Regions from separate parts of the Homo sapiens genome. Here region 1 is linked to region 2. A link is an interaction called in ENCODE POLR2A ChIA-PET data of the cell type or tissue named here. Cell type or tissue: HepG2. All regions are shown on one strand. Links, peaks and the distances in the headings refer to the core of each region. The heading gives the core; the rest is flanking DNA.

Region 1 (11,125 bases), core at 1,291-9,290, 110 kb before region 2:
ATATATATATAATTTCAATTTTAAAAAACTATATATGGGATTAGAAGCCAATTCTTCAATTATAAATTGATCATAAGTAAATTTGCTAAAACAAAAAGCTTTACAATCTAAATGTTCAAGATTTGATAGACTTTCTATGTTGTAATATATTAATTTGAATTTTCAAAACTAACAAATAATGAAAGTCAGTCGTAGGTGTCATTAATAGCTCAGTTGAAATTTACGCACAAGATTAACAAGACTGAAATCAATTAAAAGAAATTATTTGAAACTGTATTTGTGTGTGTGCGTGATGTGTGTGTAACTATATATGGTCAAAATTAAAGTCCGCTAATTGTTACCTAAAAGTGACCTTAACTATTTTAGGGAACCAAACCAAAAATATTAGAAATACAATTAGGATCACACTAAAAATTTATAAACAACCTCTTCTGTAAGAAAGAAAAGTCAACAAGAACAACGAATAGCTTTCTATATCACAAAGAGAATGTCTCTATTAATTGAAAACACTCAATTTTTGAATGTTTCAATGAATTAATTCAAATTTTGAACAAGTTTAGGGCAATATATATCAACTTAAATTTTAAATAACTCCACAGGTAATTTTAAATAACTCCACAGGTAATTTTAAATATACAGCTCTGGCTAACTCAATACATCTGAAGTCACTTGAATTTATCATAAGCCCAGGAGACTAACAAATGAATATAAGCAGTACAAAAGGGAATTCAACTTAATTCAAATACCATCTGTTCTGTTCTGCTTCTGTAACACAGATGAGCTCATGTTTGATTGGTAAGTAGCAGTGACATCTTATAGCATGGAAGTCACACTGATTCATTTGAGAGTTTCCTAAGCAAAAAAGTGGAGGGAGTGAAATGAAAATCTTAGGCAAGAAAAGGAAAAAAAAAAAAACTGTCACCTAACTTGGCCTTAGCAAGAAGCTGTATTTTAAGAACAAAGCAACCACCCTATAATGACATTAAATCATTGCCAAATTGTCAGAGCCCTTTAGAAATGGCACCCAAGTCCCAAGCAGTTTTGCAGTTTCATGACTAAAAGTTTCATGCAAAAAATTATTTTATGCCACGCTGTCAAACAGCCTACAGCTGGGTCCCACTCCCCAGACAGCGCACCCACAGCCAGCCAGAGGCTCCCTCAGTTTGGCTACCTGCACTGGCTCCATCAATGGCCACTATCACAGGAGGCCCAGGGCTCAGAGTTCCACTTCTGTGTGCACTGTCTCAACATCCACCGCCCATGTACCAATTCAAGCATTGCCAGGTTTCCATGTTGCTGTTTTTGTTTATTTTATTTTATTTTATTTTATTTTACTTTTGAGATGGAGTCTCACTCTGTCACCCAGGCTAGAGTGCAATGGCGCGATCTCGGCTCACTGCAACCTCCGCCTCCCAGGTTCAAGAGATTCTCTTGCCTCAGCCTCCCGAGTAGCTGGGATTACAGGCATGCGCCACCATGTCCGGCTAATTTTTGTATTTTTAGTAGAGACGGGGTTTCACCATGTTGGCCAGGCTGGTCTTGAACTGCTGACCTCAGGTGATCCACCCACCTCAGCCTCCTAAAGTGCTGGGATTACAGGCGTGAGCCACCGCAGGCGGACTGTTTTTTTGTATATTTTAGTATCCATTTTAGCAACATCCAGCCACACTGAGATGCCTGCTTGGGTGGTCCAGATAATCTCTTAAGGTAGCAATTATGGTTTTTGCTAGTAGTTACCAAGTTGCAATGATTTTGAGAGACCAGCTATAATCTTACTTTTCCCACAAGACACTTATTATTTTTAGTGTATTGTTGTGCAGAATGTATGGTTTTTCAGGGACATAAATTTTCCATCACAGCAGAAACACCAGTGAGTATTTATCAAGTGCCTACTTCCTATGCACAGGCAATGGACTAGGTACTCGAAGTTAAATTTAAGGACCTAAAAGAATATGTTTTCTTAAAGATCTCAACTTAGCCACGGGGGCCTGGGGGAGATGAGAATTGCGCACTTAGCATTAGTTTGCTAGGGCTGCCATAACAAAGTACCATCTGCTCAGTGGCTTAAACAACAGAAATGTATCGTCTCACAGTTCTGAAGTCTAGAAGCCTGAGATCAGTGCCTGAGCCTGGAGAAAACCCAGATGTCCAGCTGCTTTTTTGGCCCTAGGGTCACATTTGCTGAAAGGAGTCCTTTTAGAGTCTGGAGGATGAGGGCTGGAGTCCTTTAACTTCCAAGAATGGGGTCCTGGGGCATTACCTATCAGTGTGGGCTAACCTTCAAAGGGGCAGCACCTTGAGGGTACAAGTTCAGACAGCAGCCCAGCTTCACCTCAGCTGAGTGACCAAGAAAATCTCAAACCTTGGTCTACTGTGAACAACTTTCACCTACAAATGACCAGGACGCCTAAATCATGGGGTAAACCACCAACCAGGCTCCAGGTGGCCACCTGGTAAAATACAGACAGGTAACAAATAGCACTGCAAAGGTTTTGAAAACAAGTGACATTGAAACCACAACCCGCAAAAGGCTAGTTAGAACAGAACACATGCCCTGAGCTCAACTAGGTCAATGCCTGCTAAACAAATGCGTCAATATTCTCCACAGTATTTACACAAGACACAGAGTCTCAGAACATAATAACCAAAATGTCAAGGATAAAATCCAAAATTACTCAGCATATAAAGAACCAGCGAAATTGCAACTCACATGGGAGGAAAAGATATGCCATGCAAACACTAATCATAAGAAAGCCTGAATGGCTATATTAATATTCAACTTCAGAGAAAGAAAAGTGTGGGAGATAAAGAAAGACAGTACATAATAATAAAAGGGTCAATTCACCAAGAAGATATAACAATCCTATATGTGTTTGTACCTAACAATAGAGCATCAAAATACATAAAGCAAAAACTGACAGAATTGAAAGAGGCAAATCTAAAATTACAGCTGGAGACGTAAAAACTCTAATCAGCAATTGACAGAGCTAGTAGACAGAGTCAGCAAGGATATATATAGAAGAACTGAACACCATTAACTAACGGGATCAAACTGACATTTATAGAATACTCCATTCAACCACAACAGTGTACATATTCTTTTCAAGTACAAAATGGAACATTTATAATAGAAATCGTAGCAAACTGAAAGGGACTAGAGTCATACGATGTATGTTCCTGACCATAATGGAATTAAACTAGAAAGCAATGTGAAAAAATAACAGGAAAATCTTCAAACACTTGGATAGTAGACATCACACTTCTAAATAATCCATGGGTGACAGGGAAGGTCTCAAAGGAAATTAGAGAATATTTTGAACTGAAAGAAAAAAAAAAAAGTTTGTGAGATTCAGCTAAACTTAGAATGAAATTTATAAGATTAAATGTTTTTATTAGAAAAGAAAAAAGTTGCAAATCAGGCATCTAAGCTTCTACCTTAAGAAATTTTAAAAGGAAAGCAGAATGAACCATTGCAATCATAAACTCTAACTTGAGCTTCACTGAGTACCAAAAAGAGGGGAGAGAGAGGGAATGAGGCAAAAACAACAGTGAAAGAGGTCACGGCTCCGAATTTTCAACAGTGATTGCAGTGGCTTGAATGTGCACCCCAAGGAGTAAATGTTGGAAACTTCATCTTCAATGCAACTGTGCTGGGAGGTGGACCTCATGGGAGATATTTAGGTCATGAAGGCTCTACTCGCATGAATGGATTGATGACATTAAAAAAGGGCTCGAGGCTGTGAGTTCAATCTCTTGCTCTCTCTCTCACACATGTTCTCTTGCCCTTCCATCTTTCACTATGGAATGACGCCACAAGAAGGCCCTTGCCAGATGCTAGCACCCTGATATTGGACTACCCAGCCTCGAGAACTGTAAGAAATAAACTTCTTTTATTTATAAGTTACCCAGCCTGTGGTATTGTGTTATAGCAACACAAAACAAAGACAGTAATGAATGGCTTCGAAGACAGTAATGCACTTCAAAAAGCCCAAACAGGATAAATGAAAAGAAATACACACCTGGTTACTTCACAGTGAAACTGCAGAAAGTGAAATACAAAGATAAAAATATTGAATGCAGCCACAGAAAAAGGAAAGATTACTTTCCAAGTACGAGTGACCAACTTCTGAAATGCCACAGTGAAGATTTGAAGACAGAAATATCTTCAAGAAAATAACTGCTAACCTAGAATTCTCTACCCAGCAAAAATAGCTTTTAAGAATCAAGAGAAAAATGAAGATCTTTTTCAACAGACAAAACCCAAGTTAGCCACCAGCAAAATTTTCACTGTCAACATCAAGAACTGCTTTTATTGAAAACACATAAAACGGAGAAAAAAATCCCAATTAGTAAATTATTATAAAGTAATTCTACAATAAAGCTAAATTTGCTATAAGAATAAACAAAATCATCTACACCCTTCTCCTTATTTCAGGAGTTAAATCTGATCCTCACATTTTAAATCTAACAGATAATTACCTAATTTTCTGGTAAGGTAAAGAAACTGAGATGGAAGCAGGGGAGACGATAAGATTTTAACCCCAAAATGAGCATTTTCCTATGGGCATTACAAAAGGTAACTGAGTTAGAAGGACCTCTGTTTATGAACATGTTAACTGGCTGGGAGGGAAAAAAAATGACTCTAATCAAAGAGAGAGAAGTATGCATATAATAACAAAAGACAGAATGGTCTCACAGTGTAAAGAGAACTTTTTTCAATTTGACAAGATCATGCCTATGATATCGAACAGTGCATTTTCTCATTTTCATCACTAATTGACTCATATTTCTTCCCCATTGCAACAAACCTTAGCTCCGTATTCACAAGCCCTCTGCTTGGAGCTTCATTGACAAAGAACAGCAGCATACAAAATAGCACCACAGTGCACTGAGAAATGTCACCAAACACTAAGCTATGGGGCAACTAAAACTGGACAGATTTATATTTGTTCTATGTCTGGTCAAGGGAAACTGCAGAATTTAGCTGAATAATACACTATTTCCATTCAGACACATGTTAGTGACTTTCGGCCCTCTGATCATCTTCCCTCCTCATTAAATTATAAGATCCTTTAAGGAGGTTACTCTGCATCATTCACTGAAAACAACATTTAATAAGCGCTTTGTGCCAGGCCCTGGAATGGAAATGATTGAGATCCCTCCTTTCATCTTTGGCAGCAGCAAAGACAAGGAAATAAATAATGTGAATAGCGTTATGAAGACACTGTGATGGGAAGACAAGAAGGAGTAACTAGGGAGTAGATCATTCTATAGAAAGAACATGTGTAAAGACATGTTTGAGAGGCAGAATGCATTCAGGGAAATGTGTTTCTATGGAAGGTTTGGTTCAGGAACAAGAGGAGACTAGAGCCCGATGAGAAAAGGTCTTCTATGCAATGTTAAGGAATTTGGACTTTGCCCTGGAGGCAATGAGGAGCCAAACACTACTACTTTTTTTTTTTTTTTTTTTGGAAAGCTATAAACTCTGGCACGGGAGTAGAAAATGAGAAGGAATGGAGAGAGGCAGGAGGCAGGAAGTTGACCTCTTTGGTGGCTGTTTCAATAGTCGAGGGAGGTTTTACATTGCTTTGCTGTCACTCCACAGTATCTAACACAGGGTCTAACACATAAAAGAGAACAGTAACACTGAACTGAATTGATTCTAAGAAGAAAATACCTAATTTCTTACAGAGTGGTTTATCTGCTTTCTAAGGTCCGTGCAGTAATTCCTTTCCCAGGATAGGGGGGGAAATGCCATTATCATGTACACGCTGGCAAGACCACTGCTGTGGTTTGGTCTGTCCCCACCAAAACTCATGTTAAAATTTGATCCCCACTGTGGCAGCGGTGGGAGGTGGGGCCTATGGGCCTACTGGGAGGTGTCTGGGTCATGGGGGTGGAGCTCTCATGAATAGATTAATGCCTTCCCACGGGAGTGAGTTCTCACTCTCACGGAATGGATTCATTCCCAAGAGGGTGGGTTGTTCAGAAGAGTCTGGCTTCCTTGGTTTCTCTCTCTGGCCATGTGGTTTCTTTGCACACATCATTTCCACTTCTGTTTTCCAACATGAGTTAAAACAGTCTAAGGCCCTCCCCAGATGCAAATGCTCAGTCCTGAACTTTCCAACCCCCAGAATCATGTGCTAAATAAACCTCTTTACTTTATAAACTATCCAGTTTCAGGTATTCTGATACAGCAACTCTAAACGAACTAGGACAGCCACCAGTGCCTTTCACAGCATTCCAAATATACAGTCAAATCCCCGGAGAATCCTGGTTCTCACAGGTTTTTTGTGTGTGTTCATCTTATCACATTTACAGTAATCTTAAAACCTTTAGTGGGAAAAGTTAAAAAAAAAAAAAAAAAAGCTGCAAAGCAAAATGCTCTGACCCCAGAATGCCAAATATATACTTTTAACAATATAAACTAAGCAAAAGGAAAGATGTTGTACTCTACCTAGTAAGAAAGTAAGAACGCATCCAGCAGTTAATTTCAATTTAAAAACGCCATTCCGGCCCTGCCCAATGGCTCACGCCTGTAATCCTAGTACTTCGGGAGGCCGAGGAGTGTGGATTTCCTGAGGTCAGGAATTAGAGGCCAGCCTGGCCAACATGGTGAAACCCCGTCTCTATTAAAAATACAAAAATTAGCTGGGCATGGTGGCGGGCGCCTATAATCCCAGCTACTCAGAAGGCTGAGGCAGGAGAATCGCTTTAACCTGGGGACAGAGGTTGCAGCGAGCCAAGATCGCACCACTTCATTCCAGCCTGGGCAACAGAGCAAAACTCCATCTTGAAAAATAAACAAAAATAAAAAAATAAAAATAAAAATGCAGTTCAGAATTCTCAGCCCAACATCACAGAAATATATATCCAGCTTTCCCAGGAGACTAAAGCAGATTTATTTGAATAAATTTTGTATCTTTGTTAAAACAACAGTTATCAACTCATAGTCATAGCTTATAAGTTAATACTGGAAACATTCTATCAACAGTCAAACTGAGACTTAAAACAGAAGACTAGAGAAGGAAGATTTCATGATGTGAAGTGAAGAGATGAAATTTAGACATATACATCTTACAAAGCAACAAGAATATTCAGAGTCAAAGAGAGATACAATAATTCTTACCAAATTTTAAATCCAAAGCCGAGAAAGAGTGTTTCAGAGATAAGCAAGGTGGAGAAAAGAACACTATACATAATGAAGTGATTTTGAGACTTTTCTTAAATGGAGGAAAAGGTGACCAATTTTTAAATGCATTCGATAAGTTTTCCAGCCATCTCTTCATTTTAGAACTGAATCCAGTTTTCTGGGAGGCTACCAATGAACTTGGTTCTTGATAAGGAACAAAACTATTATTAAGTTCTGAAGAAATATGGGGGGGTAGGGAATAGTGAAAGGAATGTCCCATCCCCGGCCTGGGCAACATGGCAAAATCCCATCTCTACAAAAAAATACAGAAATTAGCTGGGTGCAGTGGTGTGTGCCTGTAGTCCCAGCTACTCAGGAGGCTGAGGTGGGAGGATCACTTGAGCCCAGGAGCTCGAGGCTGTAGTGAGCTATGATTGCACCACTGCACTCCAGCATGGGTGATAGAACAAGACCCTGTCTCAAAAAGAACAACAACAAAAAAGAATGTTCCATTCATGTAACATGCAGTTTCTACTAATTTTAAAACTGAGCTACAGTGTTCCTGGCTCATATTTGGAGCAGAGATTTAAACAGCAAAAAAATACCCTACCAGAGACATGCACAATTAAATTTCAAACTGAAACACAATAAATAGATTTAATTTATTGCCCAATGTGTAATCACTTTTCGTAAATGGAGGTGGGAATTCCACATCTAAAGGTCTAGACATTTTAATCTCACCCTCAAGGGAAAAAAATGATACACACGGCCGGGCATGGTGGCTCACGCCTGTAATCCCAGCACTTCGGGAGGCCGAGGCAGGCGGATCGCCTGAGGTCAGGAGTTGGAAACCAGCCTGGCCACTGTAGTGAAACCCCATCTCTACTGAAAACACAAAAATTAGCCAGGCGTGGTGGTGTGCGCCTGTAAGCTATTGGGAAGGCTGAGGCAGGAGAATCATTTGAACAGGGAGGCGGAGGTTGCAGTGAGCCGAGATTGTGCCATTGCACTCCAGCCTGGGCGACAGAGCACGACCACGTCTCAAAAAAAAAAAAAAAGATACATACAAAACAAGGGAATAATTTCATTTTTCTTATTTTGCATTTCCATGTCTAGGCACATTCAAAGACTTTTAATGTGATATTATGATGCACATTTGAAATTTTCAAAGACAAGGCATTGTATATTGGCTACCCTTTTATATGGGCATACTAGGATTACACATTTTGATTCCACTTAAATTTGTACTATATATAAAAGATAGGTAAAATAGGATCCTATACATAGTAACATGGAATTTTTATATTTTTATACATTCTAAAATCTCCCTAATATTATGATGAAATTATTTCAATATTTTGTTGTTCTTTGTACATATTAATATCCTACGCATCTGTCTCTAAAGAGTTTTGAAAGAGAATTTATCCACTCAATAGTTAAAATGGTTAAAATGGCAAATTTTATAATGTGTATTTTGCCAAATTTACAAAATGAATAACTGAATATACCCAAAACCACTGATATTTACACTTTAAAGGGGCAAATTATATGGTATGTGAATTCTATCTTAATATAGCTGTTTAAAAAAACTTACAGAGCCCTCTTCCAGAAAAGCTGCCTTGTCAACACTTTGATTACTCATTATGTGAAAATACAAATATTGTTGATTCTGTGTCAAACGGATGATTCAGAAGAGATGGACACTGACTGTGAAGAAATGTTAAGAATTCCTTAATCTATTTTTCTTATACTTTTAAATTATGTATATACAAGAATAACACATGCAAAAAATCTATACTTAAATAAGTGGCTCTTTCAATGTTATAAGTAAAGGTTATAGATAATTAGAAAGCATCAACATTATTTGATTCATAGCATTTTTTCTCTTTTGGTGGTGCACGTAATTGTAAATCTTACAACTGCATTTTTTTGGTTTTTTTGTTTTTTTGTTTTTGAGACACAGTCTCACTCCGTCACCCAGGCTGGAGTACAGCAGTGCGTCTCCAGGGCTCAAGCGATCCTCCCACCTCAGCCTCCCAAGTAGCTGAGACCACAGGTGCGTGCCATCATGCCTGGCTTATTTTTCTATCTTTAGGGGAAATAGGTTCTCACTATGTTGCCCAGGCTGGTTTCAAACTCCTGAGTCAAGCGATCCACCCACCTCAGCCTCCCAAAGTACTGAGATTACACGTATGAGCCACCACACCCGGTTACAATCAATTTTTTTTCTTTTTTGGTGGCACATGTAATTGTACATCTTACAATCAATGTGGTTTCAGATTCTGAGTTGAGACTTAGCAAAAAGGAGGAAGAAATAGAGACATGGAGCTTCTAATCTCTAAACACCTATGTATACACCACTCCCAGCACTGTATACATACGCCTGTGTTCATACACATGTGGCCCTTTTCCTAAGCCTCCTGTGAAATCAAACACATTTTCATTCCAATAAAGCAATTTCTGGAAAGTTATAAAAGACACCGGGGAAAGGTATTTAAAATGAATACCATTTTGCTAATTAACTGTGTTTACTATTACAATTACTAAAATAAATGTACTCCCCTTATGTGACGGTATGACAAAGCAGGAATCTGATGGACATATTATGTCAATTACTCATTTGAATCCATGACTCAGAGTATTTTAAATATACATATGGAAACCAGAGTCTTTTCATAACCAGACTCTACAAACAAGAAATGTGTGCCAAGACGTGACAAACACAATCTTAAAAAGCTTCACAGATTTAAATCTTCCATTTAAAGCACAACTTATTTTATCAATGCTTTTATGTAATCCCCAAAATACAGCAACACTGAGTTTAAAATTCCAAAGATGTTTTCTGGTTTCAATGATGGAAATTGCTTGTCCTGTCTACAATAAACACACACAGTAGGACACAAAACTTCAAAGAGAAAATTCATATATTGATGGAGACAATTTTTGAAATTTTCTTGTCATATATGAAAAGCAATTTGTGATGGATATCTCCGGGCCACAACTTTTTTTTTTTTTTTTTTGAGATGGAGTCTCAGTCTGTCACCCAGGCTAGAATGCAGTGGTGCGATCTCAGCTCACTGCAGCCTCTGCCTCCCGGGTTCAAGCAATTCTCGTGCCTCAGCCTCCCAAGGGATTACATGCGTGCGTCACCACGCCTGGGTAATTTTTGTATTTTTAGTAGAGATGGGGTTTCACAATGTTGGCCAGGCTGGTCTAGAACTCCTGACCTCAAGTGATCCGCCTGCCTCGGCCTCCCAAAGTGCTGCGATTATGGGCATGAACCATGGTGCCCCGCCGGGACACATAACTTTTCAACTGGAAGAAAAGTATTCTAAAACGTTATATTTTTACAATAACTTAAGAATCATTTTGGTCACTATAGAGGTAACATATGCTCATAGAAATCAGAAGAAATAAATAGTAATAAAAGTATCCATGATCTCACTACCCAGCTATAACTGCTATTACTACTTTTTCCTCTAGAGCCTTTCTGTCTTTATCAGGGAAAGGACAGTGAAATGGCTAAGTGCCTGGTTCTGGAGCCTCACTCCCAGGTTGAAACCCCCCTCTTCCACTTACTAACCCACGTGATCTTGGGCAAGAGTCAAAATCTCTATGCATCATCTGTAAAATAGGAATAGTAGTAATACCTACTTGATCGGATTTTTAATGTAATTATCCTGCCCATACGGTTTTGCTACCTGCCACTGTCACTTAATAGAATGTGTGAACGGTTTCCATGTCATTAGATATTCTCACATAAAATGTTTAAGGGCTGCAATTATTCCGATACATGGCTGTTCCATAATGTATTAAGATCCCTAGTGCTAGGCATTTAAACTGCTTCCAATTTTCTGCTATTATACAACAAGCAGTTATATGAGGAGAGTAGGAATGATTGGAAGCTGGGGATCCCACATTACAGTGGCAATGACAGCAATAGGGGCTTCACGCAGACCAGGCTGTTTGCCTATGACCAGGATGCTGGTTTCC
Region 2 (11,125 bases), core at 1,494-9,493:
TGCTTCCCTCGTTCTCCTAATCAGGCTTCTGGATTCCCAAGGTGGAGCTAAACTTATACGATGCCAGTCAAGATACAGAGATGGGGGGCTGGGAGCAGTGGCTCATGCCAGTAATCCCAGCACTTTGGGAGGCCAAGACAGGCAGATCACTTGAGGCCAGGAGTTTGAGACCAGCCTGGCCAACATGGCAAAACCCTGTCTCCACTAAAAATACAAAAAATTAGCCAGGCGTAATTGTGCACACCTGTAATCCCAGCTACTTGGGAGGCTGAGGCAGGAGAATCGCTTGAACCTGGGAGGCAGAGGTTGCAGTGAGCCAAGATCACACTGCTGCACTCCAGCCTGGACTATGAAGCAAGTCTTCATCTCAAAAATAAAAAGATACAGAGATGGAGGACAGAGCTTGCAACACAAAACTATGTGACCAAAGAAGCCGAGTGAATGTTAGAATCCATATACACAGCACACACCCCCCGTCCCCAGCCCTTGGGCTCAACCTGGAAGCAAGAACAGCCTGGACTTCTCAGTTCCAAGTCCTATTTCTACAAGGCATGCCTGTTGGCCATACCTATATGCTAACGTTTTAGCTCCTTGGTAAGCCTCATTGACGTGAGCAGCTGTAAACACCTGTATACTGGCCCTTGAGGAAGCAATCCAGCTCCTCGGAGATAAATAGCAGCCTGGTTTTTTATTTTTTTCAGACGAAGTCTCACACTGTCGCCTGGATGGAGTGCAGTGGCACAATCTCGACTCACTGCAACCTCCACCTCCCAGGTTCAAGCAGTTCTCCTGCTTCAGCCTCCCAAGTAGCTGGGATTACAGGCCCCCGCCACCATGCACATCTAATTTTTTGTATTCTTAGTACAGACAGGGTTTCACCATGTTGGCCAGGCTGGTCTCGAACTCCTGACCTCAAGTGATCACTTTGGCCTCCCAAAGTGCTGGAATTACAGGTGTGAGCCATCATGCCCAGCCCAGCCTGGTTTTTTATTTGGTTTTGTTTTAGAGACAGGGTCTGGCTCTGTCACCCAGATTGGAGTGCAGTGGCACAATCACAGTTCACTGCAGCCTTGAACTCCTGGGCTCAAGCAATCCTCCTGCCTCAGCCACCAGAGTATCTGAGACTACAGGCACACACCACCACACCTGGCCGATTTTTTGTTTTTGTAGAGTTGGAGGTCTTGGTATGTTACCCAGGCTGGTCTAGAACTCCTATCTTCAAGCGATCCTCCCACCTTGGCCTCCCCCAAAGTACTGGGAACACAGGCATGAGCTACCATGCCCAGCTAAGCAGCCCTGTTTTATGGATGAAGAAACTGGGGTTCTGAAATTAAATAATTGCAAGATTCCACGGAAACTTTGATTTGATTCCACAGTTGTCTGGCTCCTAAGTCCACATGCTTTTGTCTTCTCCACCTTTAATATTTTATGATGAAAATAGCAAACATACAGAAAAGTTGGAAGGATAATTCAGGGAAACACCTAGTCATCTATCTAAAGAATCTTTTGCTATATTTGCCTTTTCAACCCATCTCTCCACCACCTCCCTGCCCCCCGCTATTTTTTTTTTGAGATGGAGTTTCTCTCTTGTCGCCCAGGCTGGAGTGCAGTGGCCTGATCTCAGCTCACTGCAACCTCTGCCTCCCAGGTTCAAGCAATTCTCCTGCCTCAGCCTCCCAAGTAGCTGGGATTACAAGTACAAGCCACCACACCCAGGTCATTTTTGTATTTTTAGTAGAGACGGGGTTACACCATGTTGGCCAGGATCGTCTTAACCTCCTGACCTTGTGATCTGCCCGTCTCAGCCTCTCAAAGTGTTGGGATTACAGGCATGAGCCACCGCGCCTGGTCTCTTCACCCCGCTTTTTATGCAGATTGCACTGGTCCCCAATAGAAGCAGGTGGGTGCTTCATACTCACAGACACATCTTTGCCTCGGTACTTAAATTTTCTCCGCCTCTCTTCTGGAGCATCTAAGGTCGGCATATTGACTGGAAGTAGTAAGTTACCTGCAGGTTGGACAGCAACAAAGAAATTTTCAGTGCCCATTGTGTGGGTTATTATGTCAGTATCATAAGGCTCTAACCCTTAAAGGGCTCACAGTGGAGCAAAGGGCAGACCCAGGAAGCTAGCTTTTTTTTTTTTTTTTTTTTTTTTTTTTTTTTTTTTTTTTGAGACAGAGTCTCGCTCTGTTGCCCAGACTTGAGTGCAGTGGGGGGATATCAGTTCACTGCAACCTCCGCCTCCCGGGTTCAAGTGGTTCTCCTGCCTCAGCCTCCCAGGTAGCTGGGACTATAGGCGCCTGCCACCACGCCCGGCTAATTTTTGTCTTTTTAGTAGAGACGGGGTTTCACCACGTTGGCCAGGCTGGTCTTGAACTCCTGACCTTGTGATCCGCCCACCTCGGCCTCCCAAAGTGCTGGGATTACAGGCATGAGCCACCGCTCCCAGCCAGCATTTTTTATTTTTTGGGACCAGAGAAGCTGAGTGAGAGTTAGAACCCATATACACAGCACAGACTCCCCGTCCCCAACCCTTGGGCTCAACCTGGCAGCAAGAACAACAGTCTGGACTTCTCAGCTCCATGTCCTATTTCTGCAAGACCTGCTTGTTGGCATCAGAGTCTCACTCTGTCACCCGGGCTGGAGTGCATTGGCACAATCACGGCTCACTGCAACCTTGACCTCCTGGACTCAAGTGATTCACCCACCTCAGCCTCTTGAGTAGCTGGGACTACAGGCATGAGCCACCACACATGACTCACTTTTTATTTATTTTATTTATTTATTTTTTGAGACAGAGTCTCACTCTGTCACCCAGGCTGGAGTGCGGTGGCGCAATCTTGGCTCACTGCAAGCTCCGCCTCCCGGGTTCACGCCATTCTCCTACCTCAGCCTCCCGAGTAGCTGGGACTACAGGCACCTGCCACCACGCTCAGCAAATTTTTTTGTATTTTTAGTAGAGACGGGGTTTCACCGTGTTAGCCAGGATGGTCTCTATCTCCTGACCTCGTGATCCACCCACCTCGGCCTCCCAAAGTGCTGGGATTACAGGCGTGAGCCACCGTGCCCGGCCACACCTGGCTTATTTTTGGTTTTGTTTGTTTTTGTAGAGTCGGCTTTTCACCACGTTGGCCAGGCTGGTCTTGAACTCCTGACCTTGTGATCCACCCACCTCAGCCTCCCAAAGTGCTGGGATTACAGGCATGAACCTGAAGTCAGCTTCTATAAGCATCACCACACCAGCTCAGTAGGCTGTGAACACTGTGGGAGCACCAAGACCACCAATGCTGGGCATAGCAGTAAAGGAAAGCTTTTAAAAGTGCTTTGGCTTCAACTGGGTCCTCAAATGAGGCAGATGGGCTGGTTGTCATATATAGAAGCCTTTCATGCCAGGTGCAGTGGCTCACACCTATAATCCCAGCACTTTGGAAGGCTGAGGCAGATGGATCACTTGAGGCCAGGAGTTCGAGATCAGCCTGGGCAACATGGGGAAACCCCATCTCTACTAGAAATACAAAAATTAGTCAGGCATGGTGGCGGACACCTATAATTCCAGCTATTTGGGAGGCTGAAGCAGGAGGATCACTTGAATCCGGGAGGCGGAGGTTGCAGTGAGCTGAGATTGCGCCACTGTACTCGAGCCTGGGCAACAGAGTAAGATTCCGTCTCAAAAAGAAAAAGAAAAGAAGGCTTTCACACGGTGTGTCTGAGGAGTTATAAATCAGGCATATGTACAGGGTGGTGAGGAGACCCGCCAAGGCTGCAACAGGAAAACCCCACACCCAATGCACCAGCACATGGGGTCAGGACAGTCTCAAGCACAAGTCACTGAGAATCCTTCAGTAGACTGCCTCCACCCCAGTCCAGACCACTATCACCTCTTACCCACACTACTGCAGTTGCCTTCCAGCTGGTCTCCCTGCTTCTCCCATTGCCTTATTCCAATCTGTTCTTTGCACAGAGTACATGTGATTGTGGATCACCTGAGGTCAGGAGTTCGAGACCAGCCAGACCAACATGGCGAAACCCTGTCTCTACTAAAAGTACAAAATTAGCCAGGCGTAGTGGCAGGCACCTGTAGTCCCAGCTACTCAGGAGGCTGAGACAGGAGAATCGCTTGAACCCAGGGGGCGGAGGTTGCCGTGAGCCAAGATCGCACCACTACACTCCAGCCTGGGCAACAGAGCGAGACTCCAACTCAAAAAAAAAAAAAAAAAAAAAAAAAAAAGAAAAAAATCTGATTAGTCAGGCACAGTGGCTCATGCCTGTAATCTCAACAACTTGAGAGGTTAAGGTGGAGACTTGCTTAAGGCCAGGTGTTCAAGACCAGCTTGGGCAACAAAGCAAGACCCCCGTCTCTACAAAAAATATAAAAATAAGCTGGGCATGGTGGCACATACCTGTAGTCCCAGCTACTTGAGGCTGAGGTGGGAGGATTTCTGGAGCCCAGGAAGTCAAGGCTGCAGTGAGCCACGATTGCACCACTGCACTCCAGCCTGGACAGCAGAGCCAGACCCTGTCTCCAAAACAAACAAACAAAAAAAAGAAAAAATCAAGGAGAATCTGATCTAACTCTCCTGCTTAAAAAAACTCTCCTGGCTACCCAATGAGTTTAGAAGAAAATTCACTTTCTGCACTGGCCCCAGCCCACTTCACCTCCAACAACTCTTTCCTTGATCATTGTGTTCTAGACCCCTGGGCTTCATTATCAAGTGTTCCAGGTTCATTGTACTCGGGCCTTTGAAGTAGCTGCTCTGCCCAGGATCTCTGCACACTTGGCTCCTCTTCATTCAGTCTCTGCTTAAACATCTCTGAAAGCCCTTTTAACTGTCTTCCCAGTCTTATTTTCTTCTCAGCTTTAACCACTGCCTGATATTTTCTTGTTTGTCCAACTTCCTCTCCTCCTACTCCCCATGGTAACAGTACTGTGTCTTAGGCAGGGATTTCTTACCTCTTTCACAACACATGACAAAGTAGGTACTCAAATATTTGTCAAGGGAGGGTACTGTGTGATACGAGACAGGGAGTTGGCCCTCAGTTAGAGGTGGTTATTCAAATCAGGCCAAGTTTGAACTTTTTTTAAATTGGAGGGAGTTTGCTTTTGTGTTTTTGTTTTGCTTTTGAGACAGTCTTGCTCCGTTGCCCAGGCTGGAGTGCAATAAATAGTGTAATCATGGCTTACTGCAGCCTCAACCTCTTGAGCTCAAGTGATCCTCCTGCCTCAGCCTCCTGAGCAGCTAGGACTACAGGCACAAGTCACCAAGGCTGGCTAATTTGTATTTTTTGTAGAGATGGGATCTCACTATGTTGCCCAGGCTGGTTTCAAACCCCTGGGCTAAAGCAATCCTCCCCCTCAGCCTCCCAAAGCATTGGGATTAGAGGCATGAGCCACTGCACCTGGCCCCAACTTTGAATGTTCACAAGGCAGCAGGGAATATTTCTTACAGGTATGTAATATTCATCTGTTTCTGACCATACGAGATGGTCCAGACTACATTATAGAAAAGAGAAAATTGGATAAAGAAAGTCAACTGACTCTTGTCTTCAGTGAATAGCAGCCAAGAATAGTTTTGGTAGAAAAGACTAATTCAGACATATCAATTTGAAAGGGGCAGTGCAGACAACTTGGAGATTTGCATCAGAGAATTTAGAGCTGGCTGGGCACAGTGGCTCATGCCTATAATCCCATCACTTTGGGAGGCCAAGACGGGTGGATCACCTGAGGTCAGGAGTTCGAGACCAACCTGGCCAACATGGCAAAACCCTGTCTCTACTAAAAATACAAAGATTAGCCAGGTGTGGTGGCACATGTGCCTGTAATCCCAACTACTTGAGAGGCCGAGGCAGGAGAATCGCTTGAATCTGGGAGGCAGAGGTTGCAGTGAGCCTAGATCAAGCCACTACACTCCAGCCTGGGCAACAGAGTGAGACTCTGTCTCAAAAAAAGTAATTTAGGGCCAAGACTGATGTTGTAAGAAGAGAGACAAGCTCTATGCAAGATCAGAACAAGGATCGAGTCTTGAGGATGCTCACATTAGGGCCTGAGAGAATGAAGAATTAGCAAAGAACCAGGACAAAGGAGGGAGTTGGAGATAGAACAACAGAGTTAGTATCAGAGGCACTGCTGGCAACAGTAGTCACTGCGCCAGGGACAAGTCCCTAAAATCAAGCTCCAGCCACCCACAGCAAGACAGGAGCTACAGGAGAGCATGTCAGCTGAGCCTCAGAGCAGAGGAAACCAACAGCCCACACCATCCCTCTGGGTTTCAGATCCTGGTGGCTCTGCCTGCTTTAAAGCATTAGTTTCCTCCACAGCCTGGGAAAGAATAGCCTATATACCTTGTCTGCAAATCTGATCCTGGGAAATGCAAATTAGTTCCTGGAATTGACCAATCTCTCCCACTCTCCGATCTCAAAGCCAGAGAGGTGGAGGGTGACACCTGGTTTAAACATTCACGAAGCTCTCAATCATTGTGAGTCATGTTGACCTCCTCCCCAACCAATGTGGACAAAGGGACCTCAGTGAATCCAGAGTCCTTTGGTTGCTGCCCAGGGAGCCCTCACACAAGTTGGCTTAAGACTATCTCAGGCTTTAGATTTCTTCAATACAACTTCAAGCTCGAGGTAGCTTTACTCCTAGCAACACATCAGAACTCAGTATACCTGGGAAGGGAAGAGAACAACATTGCAAGACAGCCTCAGCACTGGGAGATCAGGCTAGGAAACACTGGTGTCCGATCCACATGTGTCCTTTTTTTTTTTTTTTTTTTTTTTTTTTTGAGACAGAGTTTCATTCTTGTAGCCCAGGCTGGAGTGCAGTGGTGCGATCTCAGCTCACTGCAACCTCCACCTCTCGGTTCAAGCAATTCTCCTGCCTCAGCCTCCCACGTAGCTGGGATTACAGGCACCTGCCACCACGCCCAGCTAATTTTTGTATTTTTTTTCTTTTTTTGGTAGAGATGGGGTTTCATCATATTGCTGAGCTGGTCTCAAACTCCTGACCTCAGGTGGCCCACCCGCCTCGGTCCCCCAAAGTGCTGGGATTACAGGAGTGAGCCACCATGCATGGCTTACTTTTAAGTAATCTCAAATTCTGCCCCATAAGGAAGCGTTGCTTTTTAAGACTAAATTGGCCAGGCACAGTGGCTCACACCTATAGTCTCAACGCTTTGGGAGGCCAAGGCAGAAGCTTGAGGCAGGAGTTTGAGACCAGCCTCAGCAAAATGGTGAGACCCTATCTCTACCAAAAAAGATTAAAAAAATTAAAAATTAATCCGGCATCGTGATGGGCACCTATAGTCCCAGATACTCGGTGGGAGGATCGCCTGAGCCCCAGAAATCAAGGCTGCAGTGAGCCATGATTGTGCCACTGCACTCCAGCATGGGTGACAGAGACCCTGTCTCAAAAAGAAAAGAAAAAAAGAAAAGAAAAAATCATTGCTATTGATCACAGTATCCTTTTAACATCTTGAAAACTAGATTCCTAGTCACCAGAATAACCAATGTCAAGAGGATCATCAGTTGAACCAAAATTTGGGTTTAAATGAGATTCTATTTCTAGGTCTCCAAGAGTTGAGACATAGGGCATTTATAAGTCTGGAGTAGACAAGAATTATGGGCCTATTTAAGGAGCAATGGCCAAAAGGGATTTTTTTTTTTTTTTGAGACAGAGTCTCACTCTGTTGCCAGGCTGGAGTGCAGTGGGTCGATCCCAGCTCACTGCAACCTCCGCCTCCCGGGTTCAAGTGATTCTCCTGTCTCAGCCTCCCAAGTAGCTGGAACTAAAGGCTCACACCACCACACCCCCCAGCTAACTTTTGTATTTTTAGTAGAGACGGGGTTTTGCCATGTTGGCCAGGATGGTCTCAAACTCTTGACCTCATGATCCACCGTCTTGGCCTCCCAAAGTGCTAGGATTACATGTGTGAGCCACTGCACCTGGCCTTTTAAAAAAAAAAAAAAAAAAAAAAAAAAAGAGAGAGAGACAGAGTCTCATTGTTGCCCAGGCTGAAGTGCAGCGGAGCAATCATAACTCACTGCAGCCTTGACCTCCTGGGCTCAAATGATCCTCCCACCTCAGCTTCCTGAGTAGCTGGGACCACAGGAACAAGCTACCACACTTCACTAATTTTTTAAATTTTTTGTAGAGATGGGGTCTTACTCTGTCACCCAGGTTGGGGTGCAGTGATACAATCATAGCTCACTGCAGCCTCAAACTACTGGGCTCAAGCAATCCTCTCACCTCAGCCCCCCAAGTAGCTGGGACTACAGATATGCACCACCATACTCAGCTAATGTTTTCATTTTTCAGAGATGCGGTCTTGCTGTGTTGCCCACGCTGTTCTTGAACTCCTGACCTCAAGTGATCCTCCTGCCTCCACCTCTCAAATCACTGGAATTATGCACATGAGCCACTGCACCTGGCCCAAAACATTTATTATGTGCCCAGAATTTTAGACATTTAGGATTAAATGAAGTTTCATCTAATACTAAGGTAAAAATATCCCCATTTTGCAGGTGAAGGAGCCATCTCAGACATCATTTCCCAAAGTTCCCATAACTGTGAAGTATCAGAACCAGGACATCAGATTTGACTCCTGCGTCCAAGCTTTGCAGCCAATAATCTGTAACAAGGTCTAATTAGGAAAGCATGAGATCACCACCATGGCCAGTGCAGTGGCTCACACCTGTAATCCCAGCACCTTGGGAGGCCAAGGTGGGCAGATCCTCTGAGGTCAGGAGTTTGAGATCATCCTTGGCCAATGTGGCAAAACCCCGTCTCTACTAAAAATATACAAAAAAAAAAAAAAATTAGCCAGGGATGGTGGCATGTGCCTGTAGTCCAAGCTACTTGGGAGGCTGAGGCAGGAGAATCACTTGAAACTGGGAGGCAGAGGTTACAGTGAGCTGAGATCGCACCACTGCACTCCAGTCTGGGTGACAGAGCAAGACCCTATCTCAAAAAAAAACAAAAAACAAAAACAAAAACAAAAAAACTAGCCAGTTGTGGTGGTGTGCACCTGTAGTCCCAGCTACTTGGGAGGCTGAGGAGGGAGAATCGCTTGAGCCCAGGAGGTGGAGGCTGCAGTGAGCAGAGATCACGCCACTGCAATCCAGCCTGGATAACAAAGAGAGACCCTGTTTCAAAGGAAAGAGGGGAGGGGAGGTAGGGAAGGGGAGGGGAGGTAGGGGAGGGGAGGGGAGGTAGGGGAGGGGAGGGGAGGTAGGGGAGGGGAGGGGAGGTAGGGGAGGGGAGGGGAGGTAGGGGAGGGGAGGGGAGGGAGGGAAGGCAGGCCACCACTATGGGTGGCACTTAACACATGGGGTGAGATGTTAGAAAGGAGGAAAGCCCATTTCATGCAACAGAAACAATAGAGGCCACTTCTGAAATACCTGCTCTAGCTGCCACCTTGTTGCTACGCTTCACATGTTGCCAATGGCACAATTATCTCAGTTAATGAGACTGAGCATGCATGAGGAAGAGGCCAGTTTGGTACAAGGGGCTGCAATCCTGCCTCTGGGAAAACCCAAGACAGCACTCAGCTCTAAGACCATTGCCAAGGGAACTGCTCATCCTTCTGCCACAACCTGGAAGCCATGGCTATTAGAAACTCGGCGCGGTGGCTCATGCCTGTAATTCCAGCACTTTGGGAGGCTGAGGTGGGTGGATCACAAGGTCAGGAGTTCGAGACCAGCTTGGTCAACATGGTGAAACCCCGTCTCTACTAAAAATACAAAAATTAGCTGGGCGTGGTGGTGGGCGCCTGTAATCTCAGCTACTCGGGAGGCTGAGGCACTGGAATCGCTTGAACCCGGGAGGCAGAGGTTGCAGTGAGCTGAGATGGTGCCACTGCACTCCAGCCTGGGCAACAGAGCGAGACTGTCTCAAAAAAAAAAAAAAAAAAAAAAAAAAAGGCATTTGCCACCTTCCTTCAAACCAAATATCACAGGAAATGGCTTGAAGCCGAGAAAGCTCAGCTGCAGATGAGACAGGGTCCTCCCCACTCCTTGAGGTATCTTTAGGGAGAGGGTTGAAGGTTATAGAGCTAGCAGATCACTTCGTGTAGGGACATTCTGCAAACCCAGCGGCAGAGCAGATCCCTGTTGCTTCTCCAGGCTTCTCTGGTCACAGCTCGGATTCCGCTTCTTTCCCTTCACATGGCTGTTGGCAGCGACCAGGAGAGCTGGGTGCCCTGTCGTTCTTTACTTAAGAAAGTGTTGACAGCCAGGCAGAGGCTCATGCCCGTAATCCCAGCAGTTTGGGAGGATTATTTGAGACCAGGAGTTCAAGACTTGGGGCAACACAGTGAGACCCCATCTCTACAAATAAATGAAAAAAATATATAGCCAGGTGGTTGCTGTACAACTGCAGTCCCAGCTACTCAGGAGGCTAAGGCAGGAGGATCACTTGAGCCCAGTAGGTTGAGGCTGCAGCAGCGAGTTATGATTGCACCACTACGCTCCAGCCTAGGCAAGAGATCCCTTCTCTAATTAAAAAAAAAAAAAAAAGAAAAGCACTGAGTTATACACAGTCCAAGTCAGTACCCTGCCCCTTTTTGTTTTGAGATAGGTCTTACTCCCACCATCCAGGCTGGAGTGCAGTGGCACAATCACAGCTCACTACAGCCTCGACTTTCTGGGCTCAGATGACCTCTCACCTCAGCCTCCCAAAGGAGCTGGGGCTACAGGCACACACCACCACACCCAGCTAAGTTTTTTGCATTTTAGAAAGACAGGTGTCTTGCTACATTGCCCAGGCTTGTCTCGAAGTCCTGGGCTCAAGTGATCCTCCCACTTCAGCCTCCCAAAGTGCTTGGATTACAGATATGAGCCACTGCACCTGGCCCAAGTCAGTACCTTTGTTCATTGGTTCTTCAAGTTTGAGATCCCAAGAAAGCCGAACTAGTGATTAAGACAAATGTCATCCACCTAGGGGTTTTATTTATCCCTGGGGTCTCAGGCCAGCTCAGCTGCTCCCTATACACTGTAAGACCCCTGCCCTGTGTGACAGGTACCAGAGGCCCTGCCAAGGAACCCTACCATGCCCAAGGTCCCCTAGGCTCCCAAGCTTCTTACCAACACCCTCTTTTTTTTTGTGAGATGGAGTCTGGCTCTGTCGCCCAG

Evidence for each region. ChIA-PET counts read pairs that join two places held together with the same protein. Peaks named below come from ENCODE experiments on the same cell type or tissue, not always from the same donor. Only the 100,000 strongest peaks of a DNase experiment are listed, where the experiment ranks them.
Region 1: POLR2A ChIA-PET joins it to region 2 with 31 read pairs; 6 of 35 experiments call an interaction of 5 or more read pairs at or near these places.

Annotation. Positions count from the first base shown.
Region 1 is chr7:99,093,759-99,104,883 of GRCh38, forward strand. The region is part of intron 1 of SMURF1 (SMAD specific E3 ubiquitin protein ligase 1); the gene reads right to left. Among named protein-coding and RNA genes, the nearest start is that of SMURF1, 45 kb to the right of the region's middle. RefSeq lists enhancers at 4,614-5,468, 5,469-6,322, 8,764-9,963. In HepG2, for the core only: no CTCF peak of the experiment used is centred there; DNase peaks (open chromatin) are centred at 2,543, 4,873, 5,423 and 5,863; H3K4me3 peaks cover 2,306 bases.
Region 2 is chr7:99,205,482-99,216,606 of GRCh38, forward strand. KPNA7 (karyopherin subunit alpha 7) reads right to left here and starts at 2,634. Exons shown (of 11, transcript NM_001145715.3): 1 at 2,547-2,634; 2 at 1,920-2,008. The coding sequence starts at 1,985. RefSeq lists a silencer at 7,805-8,099 and an enhancer at 7,805-8,099. In HepG2, for the core only: no CTCF peak of the experiment used is centred there; DNase peaks (open chromatin) are centred at 2,690, 4,970, 6,450 and 7,970; H3K4me3 peaks cover 1,093 bases.